2 separate regions of the Homo sapiens genome follow, and region 1 is linked to region 2. Evidence: chromatin loops called from intact Hi-C (ENCODE). Cell type or tissue: heart left ventricle. All regions are shown on one strand. Each heading gives the region's core, and the rest is flanking DNA. Links, peaks and the distances in the headings are about the cores only. Region 1 overlaps ADD3-AS1 (ADD3 antisense RNA 1). Region 2 overlaps ADD3 (adducin 3).

Region 1 (15,298 bases), core at 3,751-11,750, 150 kb before region 2:
CCAGCACTTTGGGAGGCTGAGACGGGCGAATCACTTGAGGTCAGGAGTTTGAGACCAGCCTGGCCAACATGGTGAAACCCCATCTCTACTAAACATACAAAAATTAGCCGGGCGTGGTGGCGCATGCCTGTAATCCCAGCTACTCAGGAGGCTGAGGCAGGAGAATCGCTTGAACCTGGAAGGCGGAGGTTGCACTCCAGCCTGGGCAAAGAGCGAGACACCATCTCAAAAAAAAAACCATACATACCTACTTCATAATGTTGTTGTGAACAAATGTATAAGGCACTTGACATTGTGCCAAGTAGGGTATCTTTCACTAAATAGTTTCTCTTGTTGGTAGGGGTTCTTGGAGAATCACACTTTATGAATGTGTAAGAATTTTTAATAAACTTTTAAATTTTGGAATAATTTTACAGCTACAGAAAATTTGCATAGCTAGCCCAGAGAGTTAGCATATACCTTTCACCAAGATTTTTTTTTTAATGTTAGCATCTTAATATTACCATGGTACATTTGCCAAAACTCAGAAGACAACTTTGGTACATTACTACTGACTAAACTCGGTATTTTATTTTTATCCATATTTCAGTTTCCTGTTCCAGGATGCAATCTGGAATATCACATTACATTTAGAAGAATGTTTTTTAATTAGCACAACAATCAACATTATTAATCAATCAACTAGTGTCTCTGTTCTCAAAACCTAAATGTGGGGGCAAATATGGTGGCTCATTCCTATAATCCCAGCATGAGTTCTTGTGTTGTTGCCCAGGTTGGTCTTGAACTCCTAGCCTCAAGGAAACCTCCTGCCTCAGCCTCCCAAAGGGCTGGGATTAAAAAACAAAAAAACAAAAAACCCTAAATGTACCTTTCAAGACCACTTGAGAGGTCTTGAAAATCATTTATTCTCTTAAGCAATTTTTTGCAATTTGTTGATCTATTGATTGGCATGGTAAGTCTTTTTTGCATGGTTAGTGAAATAGTCAAATACAGGTTAGCATCCGCCTGAATTATCACAATATTCAGTATATTTGGATTTGAAATTAATAACATTTTACTTTGTACATAATCATGTCCTACAAAGAGATGTAGTACCTGGCACTTAGTTTGTGTTCAAAAATCGTAGTTGGTCAGCTAAATGTAAAAGGGAATTCAGATCTCCCAACAGCTTCATCTGTTTACAAGCACAGCTAGATGTAGTTTGCCATCAGCTGGGTCTTGTTTTGAACGATCCCTTGGAGCTTAACTTTGCCTTTGCACATAGAGCCTGTTTGTACAAGATTATACAGAATCTGAGCAAATAAAACTTACTATTTGGCAAACCATGAATTTCTCTCCCACCTTTCACTCAGCAAGAATTGTCCCTCAGGGGCAATTGATTCCGATGTTGAAAATAATCAGTTTTTCTTTCATCTCTGAAGAAAAAATTACCTGTGTGTGCGAATTCAATTTCTAGGAAGTTAGATGTGGTAGTTGCTGTTTTTAATAAACAGTATTAACTGAAAATGATGAGAATCACCAGGGTGGCTGTGCCAATGAGAAAAACAGAGATACGGGTGTCCAAGCAGCTGTGAACTTTATGGTGTGACCAGGTGGGTCTGCTGCAGCCCTGCTGGGACCTCAGGGGTAAGTTATTACAAGATAGGTGTGGCGTGAAGCTGTAGCTTCCTTCACCAGTATTGAATGCAGCATTGCATCCAAGGCATTCATTTAGCCATTCTTTAATTCAACTTAAAATACCTGTCAAGTGACAACTATAGACCATCTACTAGATCACTGTTACCAAAAGTGTGACCTATGGAGCATCCGTTGACCTGGGAGCTTGTTAGAAATGCAGAATTTCAGGTCCCACCCCAGTCCTCTGAATAAGAACCTGGATATTAACAAGATCTGTAAGTGATTCTCATGTCCATTAATATTTGACAAGCACTTGGCCAGATGACAAGTGTTAAGAGCCAGGATCCTGTCAGGAGACAGATGATACATTTATTGAAGAGACTATTAATGAAAGTTAAGTTAGACTTACAGGAGGACACCAATAAGGAATGGTGAAGTGCCCTGGAACTAGTACCAGCAGGAAGTTGTTTCCATACCAGCAAGAGCTGTAGCTGTAGGAGAGGGCTATGCAGTAGAACCAATGGTCTTGGGTAGAAGAAAGCATTACCAAACTGTGCCTTGGCAAAGAGTGAGCTACAGGAGTAAATAGTCCAACCTTTCTCTCATTCTCCAGCCAGTGCCTCCCAACCCAATGCAAAGCTGGAAAGCAAGAAAGTCCAGTTGATGCAGTTGGTAAAGGTCAGGTGCCCAGGGCAGAGGGCACAGTGGGGAAAGGTAGAAAGTGTCTCTGGGTCGGGCCAGGGTAGGGGTGCCAACAGAAAATATCCATCACACCACCAAACATGGCCTTTAACGTCAATGAATTTGTTCTACAGAAGAACTTATATATGTATGGTTTAGAGGTGAAGATAACCTCTTTTGTTCCAACTTATACAAAAACTAGATTTTTCAAAGTGGCCTTGAATTTGATATTCTAGGATTCTCCCAGATCACTCTTTCACAAACTGAGCATATTTCTAAGCAAGTATTATGTCAAAGGTACACAAGTAGGCACTAAGAGAGAGATGGAAGTATTAAAGATGGTCTCTGCCTTCAAGAAATTTGCAATTTTAGGTAATCAGTGCTTCCTGTATAAAACTTTGCAGACAGGCTCACATATCAGCCAGAATCCAGTAAAGCAGTATTCTGAGTTGAGACTCTGGAACTAGGCTGCAGGGTTTGAAACTCAGTCCTTACTTATACTAGCTGTGGATGTGCTGCCTAACTTCTCAGTATCTTTGTTTCCTCCTCTGTGAAGCTATGATGATAAAAATAATTACCTGCTTCAAAGGGTTGCTATGATGATTGTGAAGATTAAACGAATTAGTACACAAAAAGTATTTTTAGTGGTCATCAGCTAGCACACTGACAACCCTATACGTGTTAATTATTGAAAACTAAGAGAGAACTATGCCCCTAGGGGCAGAGGGTCTAAAAAGCAGAGTATCAGACTAATGATATAAAGTTCCCTCTCTAAATTTATTAAAACATGTCAATTAAAGGAGAAAAACAAGGAGCAAATAATCACAGAGTTGGCACAAGAATAAGGAGGCATTGAAACACATAAGTTTGAGAAGCCCCGACCCCTGGTTACTTCCAGCCCCTAGACTCCATGCAATCCCTGTTTGAATGTCCTTAGAAGATTAAGAGTCTTTCAAAGGGGACAGGTTCTTAAAGAGCTTTCTGGTTCAGAGGAAAATGAAATGTAAATATAAAAATAGGAATGCTTTTAAGAAATGGAAGTTGGGGCCAGGTGCGGTGCTTCACGCCTGTAATCCCAGCACTTTGGGAGGCTGAGGCGGGCCGATCACAAGGTCAGGAGATCGAGACCATCCTGGCTAACACGGTGAAACCCCGTCTCTACTAAAAATGCAAAAAAAAAAAAAAAAAAAATTAGCTGGGCGTGGTGGCAGGCACCTGTAGTTCCAGCTACTTGGGAGGCTGAGGCAGGAGAATGGCGTGAACCCGAGAGGCGGAGCTTGCAGTGAGCCGAGATCGCGCCACTGCACTCCAGCCTGGGTGACAGAGCAAGACTCCGTCTCAAAAAGAAATGGAAGTTGGTTAGCCGGGCTCAGTGGCTCACCCCTGTAATCCCAGCACTCTGGGAGGCCGAGGCGGGCGGATCATGAGGTCAGGAGATCGGGACCATCCTGGCTAACACAGTGAAACCCCGTCTCTACTAAAAAATACAAAAAATTAGCTGGGCATAGTGGCGGGCGCCTGTAGTACCAGCTGCTTGGGATGCTGAGGCAGGACAATGGCGTGAACCCGGGAGGCGGAACTTGCAGTGAGCCGAGATGGCGCCACTGCCTCCAGCACTCCACCCTGAGCGACAGAGCGAGACTCTGTCTCACAAAAAAAAAAAAAAAAAAAAAAAAAAGAAATGGAAATTGGTTGTGTATTCAAAACTAAAGGAGTTCTAAATATCTATGGGGGAACAGCTACTCTGAGTATCAAATGTGCTATGCACCCGTGCCAATAGAAGTCATGTGCATATATCTGAGGGCAGAAGTCAGCTCTTGAGGCTTCGTTTAGTTACCTCTTTGTCAGGATTTCCAAATTTTCAGGCTTCTTTTGTTAGATCCAGCACCGGTTTTCTTTGCTTTTTGATGAACTTTTGACCTATATTGCATTTCCAACCTCCAGTCTTTTAGTGGAAGGCCATTAGTGACTGGTTAAACACAGTGTACACACACACACACGTGCACGTTCATATATTACATTTCCAGACCAATTGAATTACAGAAGGAACCAATTTGAAAAGTTATTGAATTAAAACCCTAGAAGACAGAGATGGATTTTATTGTTAGTGGTTGGCATGACAACTTGATATGCTAGAGAGTAGTATGTGCTGAGTTCACATCGTTGGAGACTCTGACAAGTTCAAGGCCAAGGCTTTGCTTCTAAATCTTGTTGCCAAGGTAATGCAGCATAAGGCCAGAGTCCACTGAAATGAATACCTCTGACAGCTCATGCCAGCAGGAGCTATCTGATTAAAAGGGATCTTTTTTTTTTTTTTAAAGAAGAAGAAGAAGAAAAGAAAAAGAAAGAAACAGTACTTTAACAAGAGCAGGAGGAGAATGCAAAGGTGGGATATTGAAATATGGGCAACAGAAAGTCTGAAAGGGAAGCAGCCAGTGGATGCCAAGAAGAAACTAAATAATGGGGTCTGTTTTATTAGCAAAAAGTTGGTGATGTGTGAAGGTCTGCAGGCAGGGATTCCAGCCTGCTGGGCCATCTTGCATGCAAAATGATACTGCCCCAATTTGGTTCCCTGGCTCAAGTTCAGCAGAATGATTTCACTTGATTGGTGGCCACCCTCCTCCCAATGGCAGACTTTAACAGATTTTCTTCTCTGATAATACATTCAGGAAAATGGTTTCTGAGGGACTTCATAGGTTACAGATATTTCCCAAGATGAGAAGGGAATCCACAAAAATCTCAACTCAAGAGTAGAGGCCACCAAAATGCCACTGCCTTCAGCCACTAGAATGGCCTTTTTGATATTCGTGTGATTCATGCCCCGGTGATTTATGAGTCAGTAATTTATAAGATAATATTCTTAGATTCGTGATCTTATGAGATCCTCATTTTCCTAGATTTATGTACTAATTTATCTTGGATTTGATCATGATGAAGCTGTGGTCCTTAAGCTCCAAGAATGGGGAAGAACAAGTCTTTAAGCACATGATCTTATTTCCCATAGGGATTTGACCCAAGCACTGTATGAGCCATCTCTCCTTTACACTTCCAGGGATTTAATGGAGATAATCAGTAAATGGGGATACGTGGCTAAGAAGGTAAAAGGTGGAATCTGAAAGGAATTCAGAATCCCAGGTCAGCAGTTCTAAAGTTCCTACATATTCAGATCAGAGTACTATTTCATAAGCAAATGAGGGAGTAAAAATTTACTTTGCTTATCCTACCCTATACAAATAGCTTATACTGTATAAGCCATAGTGGAAAGTACTAATATAGTAGCCCCTGGAATTACTGACAAAAATCCAACTCCTGCCTCACCAAATGATTTGCTGAATGACATTGGGGCAAAGTATTTAACATGTTTTGTCTCTGTTTCTTACATTTTAAAACAAGGTAGATTATCCCAGCTTTCACCTGTAATGGTTGTTCTCTACCTGGAATGTACAGCCAAATCATGGAGAGAGCTTTTTAGAAAATCAGATTCCCTAGGCCCCACCCCAATCTCTACTGAGTCAAAATTTGTCCTTTCCAAAAGCTCTACACATGATTCTGATTTGCATCTTTAAGAAGCACCAAATATTATGGATAACTTATAAAGATGAGCAAGCTGATATATGTGAGTTGTCATAAGCTCCTTAATCAAAGAAAAGGGGTACTGCTAAGTTCAGCTTACATATTTGTTCAGCTTATATTTTTAATATAAAAAATTTCCTAAATTCCAAAGAAATTTGGAATGTAGGAAACTTGGCATACATAAAGTGGCTACATTTCCGTCTACCATTTGAAGTATTTAGAGTTGTCCAAGCTTTAAATGAAAAGCTCTTTGAAGTATCTTTCTTTGTTCATGGTTTGCAATATTCCCTTCAATCTTTATTGATCTGGACAGAATAATAATGATGTTTATCTAATGCTTACTGGCACTCACTCTGAGTGCTTTTTAAGTGTTAGCTCATTTGATCCTACTTCCTCTTACACACATGCTGTGAAGAGATTAAGTAACCTGTCTAAAGCCTCATGGGTAATAAGAGGTGTAGGTGGGCTTTGAACCCAGGAACCCCACTCTAGAGCCCCACTGTTAATCACTGTGTTACTCAACGACGTGATGGGTCAGATGTTTCCAATGAATTAATTTTTCAACTATTTCAAGTGAAAACAAAAGTCTAGATGGTATATGAATTTTTCCAGGCCTCAGATCATCATATTTTAAAGTGTGAGCCTTAGACCTCCTGCATCAGAATCACCAGAGGTGCTTTTCTAAAATGCAATTTCCAGGAACTGCTCCCAGGCTTATTACACTAGAATCTCAGAGTGCAAGTGAAGACTGGGAACTGACATTTAGAAAATACACTCCTTAGGTGATTCCTGAACCCAGTGAAGTTTAAGAACCACTGGCCTGTATCAACATTTGTAGGTCACCATCATAGGGAATGAGGGTAGGTAGAACATCTTGGGAGCTGCGGGAACCAAAGTTGTTTTCCAGAATCAGATATTGGGCACTGCCTGGGGCAGAACATTCAGTCAAGTGGCTAATAAATCTGTACAAAGCACAGCTTCTGCCCAGGAACCGTGGTTGTTGTCCTTCACTGAGGAGAGCCAGCAAACTGACAGTATGAATTTGCCTTCAGGGCCCAGATCTCATTTCTCCTCAAGGGGCTTGTGCTTGTTGGTGGCAGCTAGCACTGGCCCGGAACTTTGATGTTTTCCTTTTCAGTATCCAAATGCTACAGAGACTGTGTCACTGCATACGCCGTCTCTGGTATAATGGCAGAGGCGGGGAGCAGACTGTTTGGAATGCAGTCTGGCCCCATTGGGACTTTGAACTGGGCTGGAACTTGCAGAGTCTAAGAGTTTAATCGTGGCATCTTTTTCAGATAGGCAAAGAAAAGGAAACCAACCCAGAGGGGTTGGTGTTCAGTACTCTGGAAGAAATCCATGATAATTTTTTAAGGAATTGAAAGTTTTTATGAGGCTTACTGAGGTATCATTCATATACAGTTAATTTTACCCTTTTCCAGTGCACAATTCAATGAGTTTTGGAAAGCAGCTATACTCATTGTCATACCACCATTGCCAGTTCGATAAGTTTTGACTAATGTATGTAGTCAAGTCACCAACATCAAGTAAGATAAAGAACATTTCCATCTCCCCGAAAAGTTCCCTAATACCCATTTGCAACCAATCCCACCATATTTCCCCAGCCCTGTGGCTGCTGCTGATCTGGTATCTGTCTGATTCCAGAATGTCACATAAGTAGAACCTTATAATTCACAGCCTCTTGTTGCTGCGTGTCAGTAGTTCTTTCCTTTTTATTACTAAGTAGTATTCTATTGTATGGATGTGCCACAATTTGTTTATTGATTCCCCAGCCGGGCATTTGGGTTATTTTCACTTTTTGGCAGGAATTGACATTTAAATGAGCTCAAATTCAGCAAGCATTTATCGAGCATGCACAGAAACAGACTGGAAAATGAGATAGTTCATGTTTACAGTTTCTAATAAAAATTATAATCACACTGGAGATTCAAACTAACACCTAAAGAAGAAAGAAGTCTATTTGTGACCCTAGAAACAAACATGGAGGAAAAGGACTCCATTCAATAGCATTGGTCTAATGATTAGGAGAGAATCTCATGCCCTTGGAAAGCCCTAAAATGACACTACCATGCTGAGACACATGAGGGCGCTGTAACCAACCAGCATTGCCAAACACTTCATTCTTACAAAAGTTGTTTGTTTTTTTAATTTATTGGAATGCTTTGTTGAAAACTCTAGTGAATTCTCACTCCTACCCTTGGTCTCCTTGGCCACTCTTGAATGATAGAAAAAAACATAGGCATCGAGTGGATCTGTCTTTGACTAGTCATCAGGGGATTACTGTACCCGACCACAGCTGTACGGTGAGGCTCCCGTCGGCTTTCCTACTTAAACTCACAAGGAAAGGCTCCCAAAGGAACTCTAGATTAGAATACCTCATGATCACAAAGAAAATTGGGATTGACCCTAAAGTTTCATTTTTATTGTTGTTGTTTTCAGGCCTTCCCTGAATATAACACACAAATATTCAAACATAATTGCTGGACAACATTTTAGAAAGACTTGTAAGGTACTTCTTTCACATCTCAGCAATTTGGCTAGTTGAAAGTTGTTCGTTCTTCAATGAGAACACATGGACACAGGGAGGGGAACAACACACATTGGGGCCTGTAGAGGGAGAGCATCAGGATAAATAGCTAACACATGCAGGGCTTAATGCCTAGGTGATGGGTTGATAGGTGCAGCAAACCACCATGGCACACGTTTACCTATGTAACAAACCTGCACGTACTGTACATGTATCCTGGAACTTAAAATAAAATATAATAAATTTTTTTTAAAAAAAGAAAGTGGTTCGTTCTTGTCAAAGCAACCACTACAATCAGTTCAGAGGAAAGCTATCTTTACAGCAAAGCAGCCAGGAGAACTTAGGGTTACTGGGTTTGGCTTCTGAATGGCTGTTCAAAACAAAAACTGAAAAGAAAAAAAAAACCCTCTGGATACATTTAAAATTTTTTGAAAATCAATGACTCATTTGTTACAGAGTAAGCAAGTACAAAATAAAAGACACTTCATAAAAATTGCATTAGAATGTTCTGGTGGGATTCTAAATGAATTTAGCTGTGGGATGGTATATGATTTTTGTGCAAGATCCAGCAAGGCTTAGGGATTCCTCTCTTAGAGAAAGGGTTTGATTCCGTTATTTGAAAGGATGTCTCTCCAAGCCCTTTCTATAATTAATAAAATGCTCACTTGAAGAAAGATTTACTCAGTCAAACCTATCCAACCTAAAATATGACTAATTGTTTCGAGCAGAAAATTATCTCTGGCTGTCATATCCAAATTATATAACAACATGGCCTTAAAATTGGGTGGAAAATAGTGAAGAGCTGATTCTAAAGGCAGAATGTGGCTCTGGTCTGGATTTTTTAAGCAGTTTCACCCAATCTCTCACCCAGAGGGACCAACCTGATGTTTTCTTTCTTCCTATTTGAGTAAAACTCTGAACCACTCGATCAAACCTGGGCCCTTCACACAATCCCACTGTGGCCCTTTCAATTATCCCCTTCAAAAGGCATTTTCCCATTCTCTCCTGATCTTACTCCTTGCGTCCAAAGCTCACTGGCTCTGTGAGTGTGCTGGTAAAAGCATGGACCAATGAGTTGTTGCTGGCTACGTGATCTTGACCTGGCTACGTTACTTAACCTCTCTAAGCCTCAGTTACCTCCACTGTAAAATAGAGATTATAATAATATCTACTTCAGGTCCCCGTAATAGTATCTATCTGAAGTTGTTGAGAAGAATAAATAAGATCATGCATATAAAGTAATATAATCCAGCATCTGACACACAGTAAGCCTTCAATAGAGATTGACATTATTATCATCATCCACAACATTATTATTATTATTATTAATTTCCAGTATGGTCCCTCTCTCTATGATCTGATCTCCCCATCCTGGTAATCCATCCTCAGAGCTCCCTGGAAAGAACCCTCCTAGTCAAAAAAGCCCTTAACCACTCCTATCTCTGCATCTCCCCTGAGGGTTGTCCTCCCCTCCCACCAGGGTTCACAAACAAAATGTAGTCAATGCTAAAAATCTTGTCCCATCACATATTAAGTTGTGCTAAGACTACCAGGAATGGCCATCACTTTAGGTAACCATCAATTCGTGTGGCTTTACCTTAAAGGTGGCACACACTTCATCCTATTATAAATCTCTGCACTATTCATGTTTCTCTCCCATAGGGGAGAAACATCACTTCAGTAGCATATTCTGCCCATCAACAATCTTCTTCTTATAAATGAGATTCAGAAAGAGCACAATGTGAGTGGACAGGTGTTCTGTTTAAGGAGGGGAAATGCTATTTTACATCATTTCAATTATGTGCCCAGCAAGCCACAGAGTCAAGGCACAAGTTGACAATTATAGCTCCAAGTTTTGCAAGAGAAATGGAACAGAGGAAAAGGAAATCCAAAGAGACTATCATCCCAGTTTTTCGAAACTGTCTCTGGTGATAATGTCCTGCGAAAGATGAATGAGGAGAAACAAAGTGCCTCAAAGTAGATTTGTTAATATTTCCTTTGAATAATGGGGGAGAGGTGTCCTACAGACAATTCAGAATAACTTAGAGACAAGTTGTATTTTAAATCAGTTTTCTTGATTAGCTTCTGTGGTGTTTAGGAGTGTGGATTCTGGATCTGTCTGGTTAGTTTGATATTCTGCCTCTTCCCTTTAGCCTCCTTAAGCCTCAGTTTCTCCATATGTAAAATGGGGATGACAGCATTCTCTGCATTGTCTACTCCAGTGTTGTCATTAGAATTAAATAAGATAGTCCATTTATACCACAAGCACAGCACCTGGAAAGGGAAAGGGGATGGGAGATGAAGCAGAAGAAAATAATATAGTAAAATTAGGCCAGTTCCGGTGTAAAATTAGGCCAGGTCAGCACTTTGGGAGGCCAAGGTGGGTGGATCACAAGGTCAGGAGTTGGAGACTAGCCTGGCCAACAGGGTGAAACCCCATCTCTACTAAAAATACAAAAATTAGCTGGGCATGGTGGCGCACACACGTAATCCCATCTACTCAGGAAGCTGAGGCAGGAGAATTGCTTGAACCCAGGAGGTTGCAGTGAGCTGAGATTTTGCCATTGCACTCCAGCCTGGACGACATAGTGAGACTCTGTTCCCCCCGCAAAAGAAAAAGAAAATAATATAGTAAAATTAAACAGAGAGAGGCCTTATCCAGACTAATGATGAAAGGGTGCATGAACCCACAAGTATGATTTACTCAACCCCATGCTCCTGAGGTCAAAGAAAAGCAATAAGGAGAAGGAGCTTTAACACATGGACTTTGCCATTGTGTTTGTCCGTTAGCACATCTTGGCTTATTTCCTCCTTCTCCACTATGTCTGATGTGGTGAGTTTGCTCAGTAGCCAAGTTCTAGAGAAAATGAGTAATAAACAAAAAGGAGCCAAAACAATTATATACCCATAGAAGTAAACCCACATACTAATGAGACTTTAGAGGCTCTTCAGATCAATCGTCTGAGACTGCAGAGGTTGAGTGGCCTGTCAAAGTCATGTGGCTAAGGAGTAGCCAAGTCAGGACCAGGCTCTAAAGGTGTCCTAGGGTCCCCCTCAGTACATCAGGCAGCAGGAGGAATGGAGATAATAATAATAATGTTACCTTATATCATATTTTACGTCCAATGCAACACGAAAGAGAAACTTCTATACAAGTATCTTTTAAAGTTCAACTCACAATAGGCTTTACACTTTAAATGGGTCACTCTTCATCACCATGGTGATTCTTCCAAGTTTTCCTGGAATTATCAGCTGTTTTCTAATAAGGACACTCCCCAGAACTTGCAACTGCACCAAGCAGATAAATATTTCCCAGTAGAAAATACTTAGCTCCTCGCTCAGCTTAGTCAGCAATTGCTTTTTCTTCTCCACTTCCCAGGAAAACAGCCTGAAGCATGCTCCTACATTTGCTTTAGATATCACAGAGTTCTTTAAAAGTCTCTTGATTCTACTGAGGACAAGCTTGCTTCCTTGGGTTTTATGTGATTTATATATTGAGAAACAGCCACCTTCTTGCTTTCTATCTTTCTAACTGAGCAATGAGTAGATCACAATTTAAAAACATATGGCAGCTCTTCAAAAAATTAAAAAAGAATTACCATATGATTCAGCAATCCCGTTTTTGGGTATTTATCCAAAAGAATTGAAAGCAGGATCTTGAAGATATATTTGTACAGCCATGTTCGTAGCAGCATTATTCACAACCGCCAAAAGGTAGAAGCAACCCAAATGTCCTTTGACAGATGAAAGGATAAACAAAATGTGCATATTATTCAGCCTGAAAAAGAAAGGGAATTCTGACACATGTTATAACATGGATGAACCTTGAGGACATTAAGCTAAGTAAAATAAGCCATTCACAAAAAGAGAGAAATATTGTATTATTACACTTATATGAGATAGCTAGACAAGCCAAATTCACAGAAATAGAAAGTGCAATGGTTGTTGCCAGGGGCTGGAGGGAGAGGGAAATGGCAAGTTGGTGTTTAAGGAGAATAGAATTTTAGGTTTGCAAGATAATAAAGCTCTGGAGATTGGTTGCACAACAATGTGAATATCCTTAGTAATACTGAACTATACACTTAAAAATGGTTAAGACGATCAATTTTATGTTGTCTATTTTATCACAGTTAAACATTTTTAAATTTTTTTTAAATAAGAGGGAGAGAGAAAGAGAGATGGGGAGGCAGGATAGAATGCATCCTGTACAGTTTGTATTAAATAGTCTCATTGTTTTAAACAATTCTGTTCTATTTTATTTTATTTTATTTTATTTTATTTTATTTTATTTTATTTTATTTTATTTCAATTCAGGGTCTTACTCTGTTACCCAGGCTAGAGTGCGATGGCGCAATCTCGGCTCACTGCAGCCTCAATCTTTCAGGCTCAGGCAATCCTCCCGCCTTAGCCTGCTGAGTAGCTGGGACTACGGGCGCGTGCCACCACGCCTGGCTAATTTTTGTATTTTTAGTAGAGACGGTTTTGCCACATTGCCCAGGCTAGTCTGGAACTCCTGGGCTCAAGCAATCTGCCTGCCTTGGCCTCCCAAATTGCTGGTTACAGGTGTGAGCCACCACGCCCAGCCTAAATAGTTATTTTAAATAGTCTCATTAGTCTTATCATGCTTCTCAGTCATAGTTGTGAAGGTTCAGCGTTGAAGTCTCAGGGCACTAAATCTGCCAAAAGCACCAGCTTAAGGCAGTGTAAATAGACAGTGAACAACACCATGACCAATTATTTACCTGAATGTTCCCCCGAATTTGTCAAGTTTCCTCTTGGCTCATATTGATCTCCAGTTGGCTAGAGATATCTACCCTTCCAGTTTTGTCAATATCCCTAGAGTTCCTTTGCATAAGTTATGATTTTGACTAACACTTAGAAACTGTTGATTTCGCAGGGAAAAAAATGGTTATCTTTTAAATGGACAAACCAAAATTCTTGAAGTTCAAATCCTTGCTTGTGACATAAGTTCCTTTTTGTACCTACCTTTATGAGTAAAACTGTGTTCCTCTCCTAAAAAAATTTACATATTGAAGCCCTAACCCCCATAACTCAGAATGTGACCTTATTTGAAAACAGGGTAATTGCAGATTTAAGTTAAGATGAAGTCATAGTGGAGTAGGGTGAGCCTCCAATTCAAGATGACTGATGTCCTTACAAAAAGGGGAAATTTGGACACAGTCACATACACAGAGAGAACGCCATGAAAGCAGAGATCTACAAGCCAAGGCATGCCAAAGATGGGCAGCAATCCTGCAGAAGCTAGGGGAGAAGCATAGAGCAGATTCTTCCCTACAGCCCCGAGAAGAAACCAACCCTGCCCACACCTTGATCTCAGATGTCCAGCCTTCAGAACTGTGAGACAATACACTTCTATTGTTTAAGCCAAAAATAAATAAAAATCATTGCCTTGATATGAGCTTCATTACCACCACCATTTCCCTTTCTCGATTCCTTTGCCTCTTAGCGCCTTCTGCTTTTTTTCAACTTAGAAGTAGCCAGCTCTCTTCCCTCCAAAGTTTCCCTGCCCCTCTAGGCTCCCACCCCATGCACCATGGTGGGTTTTTGTTTGTTTGTTTGTTTGTTTGTTTGAGACAGAATCTCGCTCTGTTGCTCAGGCTGGAGTGCAGTGGCGCCACCTTGGCTCACTGCTACCTCCACCTGACGGTGTCAAGTGATTCTCCTGCCTCAGCCTCCTGAGTAGCTGGGATTACAGGCATGCACCACCATGCCTGGCTAATTTTTGTATTTTTAGCAGAGATGGGGTTTCACCATGTTGGCTAGGCTGGACTCGAACTCTTGATCTCAAGTGATCTGCCTGCCTCAGCCTCCCAAAATGCTGGAATTACAGGCATGAGCCACCGTGCCTGGCCCCATGGTGTGTTACAATATGTGCAGCTTTATTTTCTTTCTTTCTGTTTTAAATTTTTTTATTTCCATAGGTTTTTGGGAACAGGTGATATTTGGTTACACGAGTAAGTTCTTTAGTGGTGATTTGTGAGATTTTGGTCCGCCCGTCACCCAAGCAGTATACACCGAACCCGATTCATAGTCTTTTATCCCTCACCCCCTTCCCACCCTTTCCTCCAGAGTCCCCAAAGTCTACTGTGTCATTCTTATGCTTTTGCAGCCTCATAGTTTAGCTTCCACTTATGAGTGAGAACATACGATGTTCGGTTTTTCATTCCTGAGTTACTTCACTTAGAATAATAGTCTCCAATCCCATCCAGGTTGCTTTGAATGCCATTAATTCATTCCTTTTTATGGCTGAGTAGTATTCCATCATAAATATATGATATATATATATATATCTCACAGTTTATATATCTTTGATATATATACCAGAGTTTCTTTATCCACTCATTGATTGATGGGCATTTGAATTGGTTCCATGATTTTGCAGTTGTGAATTGTGCTGCTATAAACATGCATGTGCAAGTATCTTTTTCGTATAATGACTTCTTTTCCTCTGGTTAGATATCTAGTAGTGGGATTGCCGGATCAAATGGTAGTTCTACTTTTAGTTTTTTAAGGAATCTCCACTGTTTTTCATAGTGGTTGTACCAGTTTACATTCCCACCAGCAGTGTAGAAGTGTAGATTCTTTTATTATGGCCATTCTTGCAGGAGTAAGGTAGTATCACATTGTGGTTTTGATTTGCATTTCCCTGATCATGAGTGATGTTGAGCATTTTTTCATATGTTTGTTTGGCCATTTGTATATCTTCTTTTGTGAATTGTCTATTCATGTCCTTAGCCCACATTTTGATAGGATTGGTTTTTTTTTTCTCCTGTTAATTTGTTTGAGTTCGCCGTAGATTCCAGATATTAGTTCTTTGTCAGATGTATAGATTGAGAAGATTTTCTCCCACTCTGTGGG
Region 2 (15,070 bases), core at 6,436-14,435:
ATAACACTTTTAGGTAAGTCCAGTAAATAAGAAACTAAAGTCAGAATTTTTTAGCAAGTACTTGAGGGAAACTTTAGGAAAGTTTCATGTTGTAGACCTTTAATTTTTGCTTTGTTGGTTTTTTTTTTCCTGATCTCTTACAATTATTCATTGTAAATATATTTGTAGTCATGTTTCCACTGCAAAATATGAACCACTTCATAGTAATTCCCTGTTGTTTTTTTTTCCAGGTAAGAATAAGTAAGGAGCAAGACCACATTATAATAATTCCCAGAGGCCTATCTTTTTCTGAAGCTACAGCCTCCAATTTGGTATAATTTTCCATTCCTGTGTTGCTTTTTCTGAGCTTTCTTTGGCTTTTCTGACAGTTCTTAGCTTTTAGCACAGGACAGAATAAGAAGGTATGGATGGAAAAACATTTACTAGTGAACAGTGAAGGGAATTTGAACTATGTTGTTTTAGGGAAAAGCTTTAGAGAATAGCGTAATTGAAGAGACTAATAAATGAGTTGGTCTTATCAGTTAACTTGTCTATGTTTTGAAGGGAATCGTGATTTTTTTTTTTTTACCACCCTATACACTCAGAAATTTGTGTAAAAAAATTGTGTAAAAAAAACACACACGGCCAGGTGCAGTGGCTCACGCCTGTAATCCAAGCACTTTGGGAGGCTGAGGCAAGTGGATCACGAGGTCAGGAGTTCAAGACCAGCCTGACCAACATGGTGAAACCCCATCTCTACTAAAGATAACAAAAAATTAGCTGGGCGTGGTGGCACACACCTGTAATCCCGGCTACTCGGGAGGCTGAGGCAGGAGAATCGCTTGAATCCATAAGGTAGAGGTTGCAGTGAGCCAAGATCGCACCATTGCACTCCAGCCTGGGCTACAGGGCGAGACTCTGTCTTCAATACACACACACACACACACACACACACACACACACACACACACACACACACACACAATGTTCATAGCTAGATTTAAACAAAGTTCAGCTGGTATGAGTATAGGATCTGACCTTAGTATTTTATCTTTTCCATGACTACTCCTAGCCACTGTCATCAGCTTACAGAGTGACAGGAGCTACCTTGGTTCTGGGTGCTTGCTGCAATGTTAGCAAATAGAAGTTTTCTAGCCAATTCTATACATGCCAGACTTGTTCAGACCTCCGATGAAGAGCTTAAGTTTCTCCTTTTCTTGGAAACTGTACTTCTTGCCAAGTACCAAGTTTTGTTGCACCTGTTTTATAAATAAAGTTTTATGGGAACAAAGCTATACCTGTTAACTTACAGATTGTTTATGGCTGCTTTTGTACTGCAGCTGCAGATTTGAGTAATTGCAGCAGAGGCCCACAAAGTCCAAAATATTTGCTATCTGACCTTTTACAAAAAGGTTTGCTACCCCCTGGTTTAGCTTGTGAAACACAAACTTTGATACGTATATACCAGTTAAATATGTCCTTCTGATTTTTTCCAGGTGAAAGTCAATATAATAGGAGAAGTGGTTGACCAGGGAAGTACCAATTTGAAAATTGACCATACAGGATTCAGTCCCCATGCTGCAATCTATTCAACACGTCCTGATGTTAAGTGTGTGATACACATCCATACCCTTGCAACAGCAGCTGTAAGTCAATGAAAGTCCAAAACTGACAGGACGCTGGAAGATGTATTATTTTTGTGGCTTTCTCAACAGGATGCTTTACTATCTGCTTTTCAAAATCATATTTGATACAATAATCTGCATACCCAGAAAGCAAAAGGCCTTTGGGACCAAATGCTACCATTCTAGGAAACAACTGGAGAAATAACATTTGGATTCTAAAACTAACCAGTTTGAAAATTGGGTCATTGAGTTTTTTGGAGCAAAGCTTCTTTCATAATATTTGACACAGCATATAAGTTGAGTTGTATTCCCTAAGTCCTTTTTGTGTGTGTGTGGAAGAAACAAAATGGGAAGTGAATAAAGTGGGAAGTGGGCTGCAATGGTGAAACACAGTGAATAGGCCAGTGTTTTCCTGAGCTGACCAAACAATCAGGTTCCTATGAAAATGTATTTAGTAACCAAATGTGTTATCTTGGTATGGGCCAAACCAAATAGGTATCCTCCATGAAATGTGGGATCCTTCCAATTTCTCAAGAGTCTCTTCTTCTGGGAGATGTTGCCTATTATGACTACCAAGGGTCACTTGAAGAACAGGAGGAGAGAATTCAACTGCAGAAGGTTCTGGGACCAAGTTGTAAGGTATGTAGTAGAGTTTGTCTAAGGAGCTATTTTTGTTGCTGCTGCTGTTGATGAAAACAGTGTGAGCTATGCCAGTTATTTCAAGTGATTGCTGTGGGCATTCTATTTTAGGTGCTGGTACTCAGGAATCATGGTGTGGTTGCACTTGGAGAAACATTAGAGGAGGCTTTTCATTATATTTTTAATGTGCAACTAGCCTGTGAGATTCAGGTAGGAAACATTATTCCCCTTTTTTAATTGCTTTGTTATTTGCTCGTTTAGTTGGATTTTGTGTACTTATTTGCAAATACATATTAGTTAGTGGCTTTTTGTCTTTTAAGAGAAGTTCTGCTCTACTTATGTAGGCAGGGTTTTCAACTCAGTTATCTCTTGAATTGAAAATAGGAGTAAAGGAAATTAAAATTTTCTCACACACAATCTAAGGGCCTCATAAACATCATTTTCCCTACAATCCTGCTTTTTAAGTTAGTACAATTGCATATTTCTGTTTTCACCCTGTAGTGGTGGTACTAATTAAGGAAGAAAAACAGCTGCAAATCAAGAATCAAATGTGTTGTGGTCACTTTTGTAAAAAGTTTGACTAGGTCCAGAAGTTATATGAAATTGCAGTTTTCAACAATTCCACAGCCTCATTATGATGAGAGGTTGGATATTTATTAATCATTTTTTTCATCAGAGATGTTGAATGTATTTAAAGGCCCTAATTTTCTTTTTCTTTTTCTTTTTTTTTTAATTATACTTTAAGTTTTAGGGTACATGTGCACATTGTGCAGGTTAGTTACATATGTATACATGTGCCATGCTGGTGCGCTGCACCCACCAACTCGTCATCTAGCATTAGGTATATCTCCCAATGCTATCCCTCCCCCCTCCCCCCACCCCACCACAGTCCCCAGAGTGTGATATTCCCCTTCCTGTGTCCATGTGATCTCATTGTTCAATTCCCACCTATGAGTGAGAATATGCGGTGTTTGGTTTTTTGTTCTTGTGATAGTTTACTGAGAATGATGATTTCCAATTTCATCCATGTCCCTACAAAGGACATGAACTCATCATTTTTTATGGCTGCATAGTATTCTATGGTGTATATGTGCCACATTTTCTTAATCCAGTCTATCATTGTTGGACATTTGGTTGGTTCCAAGTCTTTGCTATTGTGAATAATGCCGCAATAAACATACGTGTGCATGTGTCTTTATAGCAGCATGATTTATAGTCCTTTGGGTATATACCCAGTAATGGAATGGCTGGGTCAAATGGTATTTCTAGTTCAAGATCCCTGAGGAATCGCCACACTGACTTCCACAATGGTTGAACTAGAGAGCCCGCATCGCCAAGTCAATCCTAAGCCAAAAGAACAAAGCTGGAGGCATCACACTACCTGACTTCAAACTATACTACAAGGCTACAGTAACCAAAACAGCATGGTACTGGTATCAAAACAGAGATATAGATAAATGGAACAGAACGGAGCCCTCAGAAATAACGCCACATACCTACGACTAGCTGATCTTTGACAAACCTGAGAAAAACAAGCAATGGGGAAAGGATTCCCTATTTAATAAATGGTGCTGGGAAAACTGGCTAGCCATATGTAGAAAGCTGAAACTGGATCCCTTCCTTACACCTTATACAAAAATCAATTCAAGATGGATTAAAGATTTAAACGTTAGACCTAAAACCATAAAAACCTTAGAAGAAAACCTAGGCATTACCATTCAGGACATAGGCATGGGCAAGGACTTCATGTCCAAAACACCAAAAGCAATGGCAACAAAAGACAAAATTGACAAATGGGATCTAATTAAACTAAAGGCCCTAATTTTCTCTTTAAATCAAGCAGATTTGGCCAGGCACGGTAGCTCATGCCTGTAATCCCAGCACTTTGGGAGGCTGAGCTGGGTAGATCACCTGAGGTCAGGAGTTCGAGACCAGCCTGACCAACATGGAGAAACCCCGTCTGTACTAAAAATACAAAATTAACAGGGCGTGGTGTCATGTGCCTGTAATCCCAGCTACTTGGGAGGCTGAGGCGGGAGAATCGCTTGAACCCGGGAGGCGAAGTTTGCAGTGAGCCGATATCGTGCCATTGCACTCCAGCCTGGGCAACAAGAGTGAAACTCAGTCCTCAATAAATAAATAAATAAATAAAGCAAATTCTCATGAAGCAAATGGTAATAATCTTAATTTATTGGAAGGGCCACAAGAAAGGGGGAAAAGAACAACTAAAAAAAAACTTTTTCTACCAACATTAACTTGTCCTAACAATCAACTTATTTTTGCTTTAATGGTTCCTCCTCTTCTCAAATGGGGCTATGAAAAGCTTAATTAAATTAAGATAATGAGCTGATGGCTTCTGCCTAAATATCTTTAAATTCAAAGTACAGTGTTTTTGTATTTCCTTAAAATTATAGCTTTTAGCAAAAGTATTAACTGGATAACCCTGGGAAAACTTCAAGAAAAGAAATTTAAAATTTGGCAGCAGAATTCCGTGGCTTAAAATATGTTAAGAGGTATGGCTCTAATGTGTTTTCCATCAGGGAGGATCAGAGTCTTGGAAGGTTTCTTTTTCAGATAGGTGGAAAAGATACTTCAGCTGTCTGCTGGCACAAGAGTGTCATCTTGTCTTTGTTGTTAGTAGCCTGAGCAAGTATTATAGATATTTGCCAAATTGAAATTGTGCCTTTTTGAAAGTAAAATACTCATTACAGTCTTTATAGTTTTGTGTCTCTGTATATTTTACCATTGATTACAGGTGCAGGCCCTAGCAGGTGCAGGTGGAGTAGACAATCTCCATGTACTGGACTTTCAGAAGTATAAAGCTTTCACTTACACTGTAGCAGCGTCTGGTGGAGGAGGTGTGAATATGGGTTCCCATCAAAAATGGAAGGTTGGCGAAATTGAGTTTGAAGGGCTTATGAGGACTCTGGACAACTTGGTAGGTTGCAAAATTGAAGTAAAACTTGGATTTAATGTCTTCAGATTCAAGAGCAGATGCTTCCATTTTTGTAGAACATGCTCCATACTCTTCCAGAAGCTGAGTTTGGCCCTAGGAAAGCATTTCATTGTTATTTAACCACACCTTTGAGAATTAAACAGAACTTACAAATGTCGTGTTTTTTTTTTAAGATTACAATATATTGTTATTAACTGTAGTCACCATAGTACAATATATCTCTTGAACTTTTTCCTCCTAACTGAAATTTTGTATCCTTTGATCAACATCTCCCCACCCCCACCTCCTTGTAACCACTATTCTACTCTACTTTTATGAGTTCAACTTTTTTTTTTTTCTTGGAGGCAGGATCTTGCTTGGAGTGCCGTGACACAATCAGGGCTCACTTGCAGTCTCAACCTGCTGGGCTCAAACCATTCTTCCACCTCAGCCTCCTGTGTATCTGGGACATAACGTGTGTGCCACCGTGCCTGGCTAATTTATTTTTTTTTTTTTACTTTTTGTAGAGATAGGGTTTCTCCATGTTGCCCAGGCTGGTCTTGAATTCCTGGGCTCAAGCAGTCCTCCCACCTCAGCCTCCCAAAGTGCTGGGATTACTGGCGTGAGCTGCCATGCCCAACAAGTTCAACTTTTTAAGACTCTGTATATAAGTGAGATCATGGGGTATTTGTCTTTCTGTGCCTGGTTTATTTTATTTAATACAATGTCCTCTAGGTTCATCCATGTTGTCACATTTGACAGAATTTCTTTTTTAAAGCTGAATAGTATTCCATTATGTTGTATATACCACATTTATATCCCATCCATCAATGGACACTTAGGATGATTCCATATCTTGGCTATTGTGAATAATGGTGTACCTAACATGAGAGTACAGATACCTCTTTGACATACTGAGTACATTCCCTTTGGATATATATCTGGTAGTGAGACTGTTGGGTGATATGGTAGTTTTATTTTTAATTGTATGAGGAACCTCCATACTGTTTTCCACAATGGCTATACTAATTTACATTGCTACCAACAGTGTGCAAAGGGTCCCTTTCTCCCTACATTCTAACACTTGTTGTCTTTCATCTTTTTTATAATAGCGATTCTAACAGGACATGCCATCTCGTGCTTTAATTTGCATTTTCTTGATTAGTGATGTTTTAATACACTTGTTGACCATTTGTATGTCTTCTTTTGAGAAATGTTTATTCAGATCCTTTGCCTATTTTTTAATTGGGTTCTTCTCTTGTTATTTTTTGAGTCCCCTATATATTTTGGATAGTAACCCCTTAAAAGATGTATGGTTTGGCAAATGTTATTTTAGATTTTACCCTCTTCTGTGAAGGCTCAGAAGGCTGACTGCCTTCAGACCCAGGAACAGAGACTTAAATGAGCACTGAGATTTGCTTCCCCAGAACAGTTTTATAGATAGAAAAGCACTTCTGGTCAGCAACTTAGAACTGTTCGTTTGTCGGGAACAGTTGTGTGAGTGGAAATTGCAATATCAGCTGTTATCAGCTCTAACTAGGTCTTGAAATTTGCATAATTTCAGCTCCAGTGTTACATGAAAGTTATGTGGTGTTTGGAAGGATGCCTTTTTCTTTGTTTTTTAGCAAAGGAGTCTTTTAAATCATTTGTATACAAAAGGAATTAGGATCCAAATGCTGTTATTGATACAGGTTTGATGCTTCAAATGTGGCTTTTCCCTCCCTTAGGGGTATAGAACAGGCTATGCTTACAGGCATCCTCTCATTCGAGAGAAGCCTAGGCACAAGAGTGATGTGGAAATCCCAGCAACTGTGACTGCTTTTTCCTTTGAAGACGATACAGTGCCACTCTCTCCTCTCAAATACATGGCACAGAGGCAACAGCGTGAAAAAACAAGATGGCTGAACTCACCAAATACTTACATGAAAGTGAATGTGCCTGAGGAGTCTCGGAACGGAGAAACCAGTCCCCGAACCAAAATCACGGTATGCCAGTATTTTATGTAGTTTGCCTTTACTAAATATTTTGCCTAGTTACTCAAGAATTGAATGTTCTATATTGAAAATATTTGGAAAGTAAAATAATATTAAAAATATTACTGTCACTTATCTGGCTTTAACTTTGTGCAAGACACTCTTCTAAGTGCCATACACGAATTTTCTCATTTAACTCTCCTAATATGAATGATGCTGTTTTTCTATTTTATAGATGAGAAAACCAAGGCAAGAAGGGTTAATTAATCATGTTTTAATGGTAAACTCGGGATTTGCATGAAGACAGTCTGACTCTTGAGCCCAGTTCTTGTCCACTACATGATACTGCTTTGTAGTTTCTATTAAACTACACCAGTAGTTTAATTCACCAGTGAATTAAAACTGTAAAAGTTATCAACTCCTAATTGTACCAAAGCTGCATGAATCACTGCACATAGCTACCCTTAGGCAAGATCTTGTAGGTAGAGAAATGGGTTATTTTATCTTTTTCAGAATTTTGCATTAGATTTGGTTTGGTTTGGTTTTGGAGTGCATACCACCAAACATTCTCTAGGTCAGTCTTGTCCAGTCCATGGCCCAGGATGGCTTTGGATGCAGCTCAACACAAATTTGTAAACTTTATTAAAACATTATGAGAATTTTTTGTGATTTTGTTAAACTAATCAGCTATCGTTAGTGTTGGTGTATTTTATATGTGGCCCAAGACAGTTCTTCCAATGTGGCCCAGGGAAGTCAAAAGATTGGACACCACAGTTCTAGATATTCAGAATTAGTTCATCTTATATAAACTAATGGCATTCAATATGAAAATACCTAGGCATCAAAATGTCTTTTCTGTAGTCTATAAGATTTCTTGCCTCCCAGTAAAAGAACATAATTAAACTCATTGGTTTCTCAGAATTCATTTTGTTTACAGAGATTGATGGTCAGCCATCATTAATCTTGATCGAGATTCGCTTTCTTTAAGGATTATAATATGGGGTAAATGAGAAGAATTATGTAAGCTCCTTCCAACCCCGTGGTTCTATTTTGCTATTATATACCAGATTATCCCCATTATAAAATGCCGATTAGGGCTTGGCCTTTTCTGTCAGCCAAAAATAAAAAGTGAAGTCTGATAAACTAAAATCTTAAGATATTTCTTAAGTTTTTTTTTTTTTTGATTACTCCTTTGCCATCTTCATCTGACTGCTGTCTTCAGTGCAGAAGACAAAACACTGAATGTGAGTGAATGTGAGATCATGCTCTCTGTGCTTGAAGTAGTTTCAGCATCATATTTTCACTTGACACAAGGAGAAAGTTTAATTAGCAGTATAATTGAATATTTATGTGAATCGTAATGGCATTTATTTTTTAAGTAAATGTTGATTTTGAGCCTTTTCTAACTAGTATGAGATGAAACTAATTCACCACTAAGATACTGCTTAGTGAAATTATTTAAACATTGGCAATGCCCCTCTTGAGACTATAAGCAGTTATCTAACAATCTACTAATATTTTCTTAACACAAAGCTTCATTTTAGAAAATTTTTGATTCTTTAGTGGATGAAAGCAGAAGACTCATCTAAAGTTAGTGGTGGAACACCTATCAAAATTGAAGATCCAAATCAGTTTGTTCCTTTAAACACAAACCCGAATGAGGTACTAGAAAAGAGAAATAAGGTAAGACATGGTCTTCTATAGCCAGGGGAGACATTTTAATTGCTTTATGTTTAAATCACCAGTGGTTGAATCTGGTTAATGCCAAACTTAGAAGTTTGAATACAGAAGAATTTGGAATTTAATTCAGTATAATTTTAGCTTATATTGAATGCCTCCAGCTCTGTGCTAGTAATTGGTGAACAGGCTACATGGGGAAGATGTATTGAACATTTTTCTGCGTTAGAGAACCCTGCTATTAGGGGGAAAATGCAGTTCTCTAACAACCTAAGACGAAAGGAAATAACTTGCCATAAAGAGCAGAGGAGACTAATATGAGTTGTTAGGATGGTAAAAGAGGTCTTTATGGAGGTGGGAATTGAAGAGACTCTCACTCTGGAAATGTCAAGTAGTAAGCTTTTATGAAAAGATAAAGCAAAGGTCATCTGCATAGTTGCCCTCAAGAACTTTATATTGAATTGTTTTTCAATTCAGATTCGGGAACAAAATCGATATGACTTGAAAACAGCAGGACCACAATCTCAGTTGCTTGCTGGAATTGTTGTGGATAAGCCACCTTCTGTAAGTTTATGAAGTAGTATGATCTTTGTTTTTTATTTACCACATTAATTTCATTGATTTTTAAATATGAATATTTATTTTTACTAAGGTTAATATAAGCACAAGTTAAAAAGTCAACTCACAAGATTTAAAATGTCACCCACAATTCCCAGTTTCCAGGTGCAGCAACTTTCTGTTCTTTTCATTGCTTCTAATGTTTACTTTGGTGTTTCTGGTTAGTTAGTTGAGATGAGGTCTCACTCTGTTGCCCAGGATAGTCGTGAACACCTGATCTCAGGTGATCCTCCAGCCTTGACCTCCTGAAGTATTGGGATTACAGGTATAAACCACTGCTCCTCGTCCTCCTTTGATGTTTCTAAAGAGCATCTTCTGCTTTTTCTTGGTCTATCAGTTTTAGACCTTGACTATTTTTCATCAAATCTGTGTTATCCGTTATAAGAAGTACCATTGTTTTATATGTCACTAAAAGAGAAAAAACACTGCCAATTATAATTGTTCCCAATTTCAGAGATGGAAAAAGTTCATCTTAGAATTAATGAAATATTTTTGAAAGATGGGGATTTAGCCTGTTTATACAGTGCTTCCCTTTTTCCCTCTCCCCATTCTCCCAGTAAGGATACATCACAGTTTTTGTTTTTTGTTTTTTGTTTTTTTCTGTTAGATCAGCTTTCGTTATTTATATTACTACATGTTTGCTGCTAAGCCAGGTAGTATTTCCTTTCTTACATAAGTCACCCCTCCCTACTCTCACCTTGCCTTTTTTTCATTGGCTTATTATTTGGGGTACATTGGCTTAGTTCTTCCCGAACTTTTTAAAAGAATTATAAAGTCCCGGCTGGGTGCAGTGGCTCACGCCTGTAATCCCAGCACTTTGGGAGGCCGAGGCGGGCAGATCACGAGGTCAAGAGATCAAGACCATCCTGGCCAACATGGTGAAACCCCATCTCTACTGAAAATACAAAAATTAGCTGTGCGTGGTGGCGTGCACCTGTAGTCCCAGCTACTCAGGAGGCTGAGGCAGGAGAATCACTCGAACCCGGGAGGCAGAGGTTGCAGTGAGCCAAGATCATGCCACTGTACTCCAGCCTGGTGACAGAGCGAGACTCCGTCTCAAAAAATAAGAATAACATAAAATCTGTCCTAATATTATTTTCCACAGGGTGAAAGTCAACAGGTAATCTCTCTGTTCCAGCCCCCCTTCATTCTGATCCAAATCTAAATTGGTTGCTCTCAGGCCAGCTGCACAGGTTCATCTGGAGGATTCCTGTGCTGCTGATCTATATTGTATTCCGTTTCCTGTATCTTGTGTCTTCTGCTTTCTTGATTTCCTCCTTTACTGTAGAACGCACCCTCTAATAGCTTTCCGAGAAAAGGATACATAGGTGGTAACAGTCTGAAATGCCTTTATTCTATCTTCAAATGTGCATATAATGGATATAGAATAGTTTAGAAATAATTTTCCCCTGAAATAAGAAAAGCATCATTCTGTTCCCTATTTTATTGTTGAAGTAGGAAGGCATTGGAATTCCTGAACCTTTGTTTAGGATTTTTTTTTTTTTTTTTTTTTTGCTTTTAGACCCTTTCTGCATCCCTGCTGTTCTGAAATTTTATGATTGTGTGCTGATCTCTTTTTAGTCTTTTTTCTAAGTAATTAGTAACCCTTTTCAATCTCCAGAGTCATATCCTTCAGTTCTGGAAGTTTTTTAAAAGTGTTTCTTCAAGAGTGTTTTCTTCCCATTTCTTTTTCTGTCAGTATATTATGTTAGTTTGGATGTTGGGCCTCTTTGAGCCTCTGATTTTTTTCTTTTCTCTCCTACTTGCCATCTCTTTATCTTTGTATCCTACTTTCTGGGAGAATGTTTTCTAACCCTTTTAATTTTTTATTTTGATGTTAACTTTTTTAATTTATTTTATTTTATTTATTTTTTTTGAGATGGAGTCTCGCACTGTTGCCCAGGCTAGAGTGCAGTGGCGCGATCTTGGCTCACTGCAAGCTCCGCCTTCCTGGGTGCACGCCATTCTCTGCCTCAGCCTCCCAAGTAGCTGGGACTACAGGCGCCTGTCACCGTGCCCGACTAATTTTTTTTGTATTTTTAGTAGAGACAGGGTTTCACCGCGTTAGCCAGGATGGTTTCAATCTCCTGACCTCGTGATCTGCCCGCCTTGGCCTCCCAAAGTGCTGGGATTACAGGCGTGAGCCACCACGCCCAGCCAACTTTTTTATTTTTAATAAGAGTTCTTATTCCCTGAATGTTCCTTTTTAATAACATCCTGATCTTTACACTTTCTCTTATTGCTCTAAGGGTATCAATTTTAAATTTTCTTCATTTGCCTTTGTTGTCTTTGTCTATTCTGAGTTGTTCCGTATGTCTGTTTATATGGAAGAATGAGACATTAAAGCATATCAGAAGCTCTGGGTATACACAGAGCTCGGGGATTGGTGGGCTTCACTGTAGGGTGATTGGATGTGGACCAGGTTGTTTCTCTGGGGAATCCCCAAACATTATTCTCTGTAATTCTTTTATCTGGGACTATTTAGTTTATCTGGAAAAGAACTCCAGTCTCCTGCCAGTTTCCAACCATCATTCTAGGAGCCTGCAACTGTATTTTGTGTCCCCTAGTTAGTTTTTCTTTCTTTCTTTCTTTCTTTTTTTTTTTTTTTTGAGACGGAGTTTTGTTCTTGTTGCCCAGGCTGGAGCGCAATGGCGTGACCTCAGCTCACGGCAACCTCCGCCTCCCGGGTTCAAGCCATTCTCCTGCCTCAGCCTCCTGAGTAGCTGGGATTACAGGCATGCACCACCATGCCCGGCTAATTTTGTATTTTTAGTAGAGGCAGGGTTTCTCCATGTTGGTCAGGCTAGTCTCGAACTCTGGACCTCAGGTGATCTGCTCGCCTTGGCCTTCCAAAGTGCTGGGATTACAGGTGTGAGCCACCGCGCCCAGCCTAGTTTTTCTTTCTCAAGCCTCTGATCTTCTGCAGAGATGAGAGAGAGGGAAATGCTTGGCTCTGTGGAATAGGGAAGGGAACCTGGGAATCTGTTTCCTATTCAGACTTTGAACATGTTCCTCTATTTTCACCTTTTCCTTACCACCACCTTCTATGGTACCTATTGCCTCTAGTTTATGGGCCTTACCAGACCTCTTCAGGGCAAATAAGCATGCTTCTCATTTGCATCCTTTTTTTCAGGACTGAGGCTTCAACTTTCTCAGCTCTGCTACCTGCTGTTCCACTTGCATTCCAGCTTCCAAAAATATGTTAACATTTCTCATCCTTTGTTGTTTCATCTCACATTCTTTTGTCCTTAAGGGTGTTTTGTTTTGTTTTTTTCTATTCCTTTACTATCATTTTAGTGGGGTTTTGGGAGGGATGAAAAATAAATACATGGGTTCCATATGCCAACTGCAACTGAAATTCTCATTATTTCCTTTCCTGGAGAAAACAGCTACAAGCTTATTTTCGTAACAGATTTAAAGAACTACTTTTGGTACAGTTTCATTTCTGTAAGCCTTTTTTACAGTGGTCTTTAAAATGGAGCAATTCTTGTTTTTTTCAAGTTTTTTTTATGTGAAACTTATTAGAACTTGGCATAATGGTTTTTAAAAATTATTAAGATTTACTTATACAGGCTTATTGAGGAAATATCACTGGCAATTTTAGTCCATTGGATTAGTAGTTTAAGGGCATCAATCTTACAAGAGCATTTTAAACAAAGCATGTTACCTTGCATTTCTTAGGATTGTTGTGAAATAAGGCTTCACAAACATCATATTTGCATTTATGTGTATATAGATGGATGGATGGATAGATATATAAGTAAAACTCTTGGTAATGAATCGATTTTTATTTTTTCTTTGTAAGACTATGCAATTTGAAGATGATGATCATGGCCCACCAGCTCCTCCTAACCCATTTAGTCATCTCACAGAAGGAGAACTTGAAGAGTATAAGAGGACAATCGAACGTAAACAACAAGGCCTAGAAGGTTAGTTAATCTTTACATTCAACCTAGGGTAAGCCACACTGATAACAATAAAGTACCTCACGTTGGATGATAGAAAGCAGTCAGTGTGGCCGGGCACAATGGCTCACACCTGTAATCCCAGCACTTTGGGAGACCAAGGCAGGTGGATTGCTTGAGGTCAGGAGTTTGAGACCAGCCTGGCCAACATGGTGAAACCCCGTCTCTATTAAAAATTAAAAAATTAGCCGGGCATGGTGGTACACGCCTGTAGTCCTAGCTACTCTGGTGGCTGAGGCAGGAGAATCGCTTGAACCTGGGAGGCAGAGGTTGCAGTGAGCTGAGATCGCACCACTGCACTGCAGCCTGGGCGACAGAGAGAGACTCCGTCTCAAAAAAAAAAAAACAGAAAAAGAAAAAAAACAATCTGAATGCTACTATTTTATAGTAAAATCTTCTAGAAAGTGAGATTCCCAGATGAGTAAAGAATTACTAGCCAAAGTAGATGTAGATAAATTAATGGATTTAAACATTTCATAATTATGTGGCTTTTTAACTCTCTTAATTTTAAATAATTACAGATTCATAAGTATGTAGTTTTGATGCTTTGTAAAATCTCTATTTCTGGTTATCTCAAGGTGCCAACATTGTCACTTCAAAATTTAAAACTAACTGCTAAAATTTTGATGTGACTTTCCTTAAGCACACGGACACTCTAGTAGGTTGAGTTTTCTGGCTTTGGAACCCTTAGTAAGTAGATTGTTAGGATTATATTTAAGACTTGTTAATGAAAACATCTTAAACAATTGACTACTAGCTCCCTTTTTCTCTGGAATAAGAGATTCTTCCTAGCAGGAGTTCTCTATCTTGAGTCTTTGGATAAGCTTCAGGCAGTCCATGAGCCACCTGAAAAATACATGCTTTATTGTTTAAGGTACACATTTAGGGAGGGAAGGGTTCAGGGTCAGGAACAAGCCTGTCACCCAAAAAGAGGGTAAGGAGCCTCTGCTTTAGAGCATCCACAACATACAGTTGAAATTTTCATGCAAAGCAAAATAAGCCAATAGTTAATGAATTTTTGTCCATGTTAGATATCATTTAGGAAGAACTAATGACATCTTGATCATCCAAGGAACAGTTTTTTGTGCCTTTGTCACAAAAGGGAGTTGTCCTGATTCATTAATGTAATTATACTAAATTTTCTAAATGGTGTTATTGAATTTGTTTATTCTAACATAAAGTTGGGAGCTTTCTCTGTTTTTCATATTTTGTAAAATATCCCTCTTTAATCTCTTGTTTTTTGAAAGCCTAAAGATGCCAGGTAACAAATGTTGCACTCTAGAACCGTCACCTTTTTTATATAACTTTATAGTAGTTTCTTCCACATTTATTATGACCTTATGAATTAGCTCAGTAACATTGCTCTGACAGGTATCACTAATTAAATATTGTTCAAAAATTCTGTGAAGCATTCTGCCTCATTAATGTAGCATCATTGGTGAGGCTTTATAATTTTTTTCATCTGTCTGCGCAGTATGTTTTGGTTTTCTAATGCTAGCAAGAGCTACATGCAACATATCATTTGCCTGGGCTGCCAGCAGCTGTGCATCTTTTGTAACCTGTACGTAAAATAACCATTAGCAGCCAGAAATGTTAACACATTAACCTCCTCTTAATGTATAATTATGGATATATGGGATAACTGTTAGCATGCTCAGC

What was found. Hi-C counts contacts between places; a loop is a spot of excess contacts. Peaks named below come from ENCODE experiments on the same cell type or tissue, not always from the same donor. Only the 100,000 strongest peaks of a DNase experiment are listed, where the experiment ranks them.
Region 1: a loop joins it to region 2, with 3 times the contacts of the local background. A loop is called at or near these places in 9 of 110 quality-filtered maps.

What each region holds. Positions count from the first base shown.
Region 1 is chr10:109,970,609-109,985,906 of GRCh38, forward strand. The region is part of intron 2 of ADD3-AS1 (ADD3 antisense RNA 1); the gene reads right to left. Among named protein-coding and RNA genes, the nearest start is that of ADD3, 30 kb to the right of the region's middle. In heart left ventricle, for the core only: CTCF peaks have their summits at 7,977 (motif pointing right) and 8,179; no DNase peak of the experiment used is centred there; H3K4me3 peaks cover 736 bases; H3K27ac peaks cover 2,248 bases.
Region 2 is chr10:110,117,112-110,132,181 of GRCh38, forward strand. It overlaps ADD3 (adducin 3), which reads left to right. Exons shown (of 15, transcript NM_016824.5): 5 at 231-311; 6 at 1,476-1,625; 7 at 2,100-2,243; 8 at 2,355-2,453; 9 at 4,999-5,181; 10 at 6,906-7,163; 11 at 8,715-8,834; 12 at 9,306-9,392; 13 at 13,252-13,375. Among named protein-coding and RNA genes, the nearest start is that of MXI1, 83 kb to the right of the region's middle. RefSeq lists a silencer at 12,520-12,814. In heart left ventricle, for the core only: no CTCF peak of the experiment used is centred there; no DNase peak of the experiment used is centred there.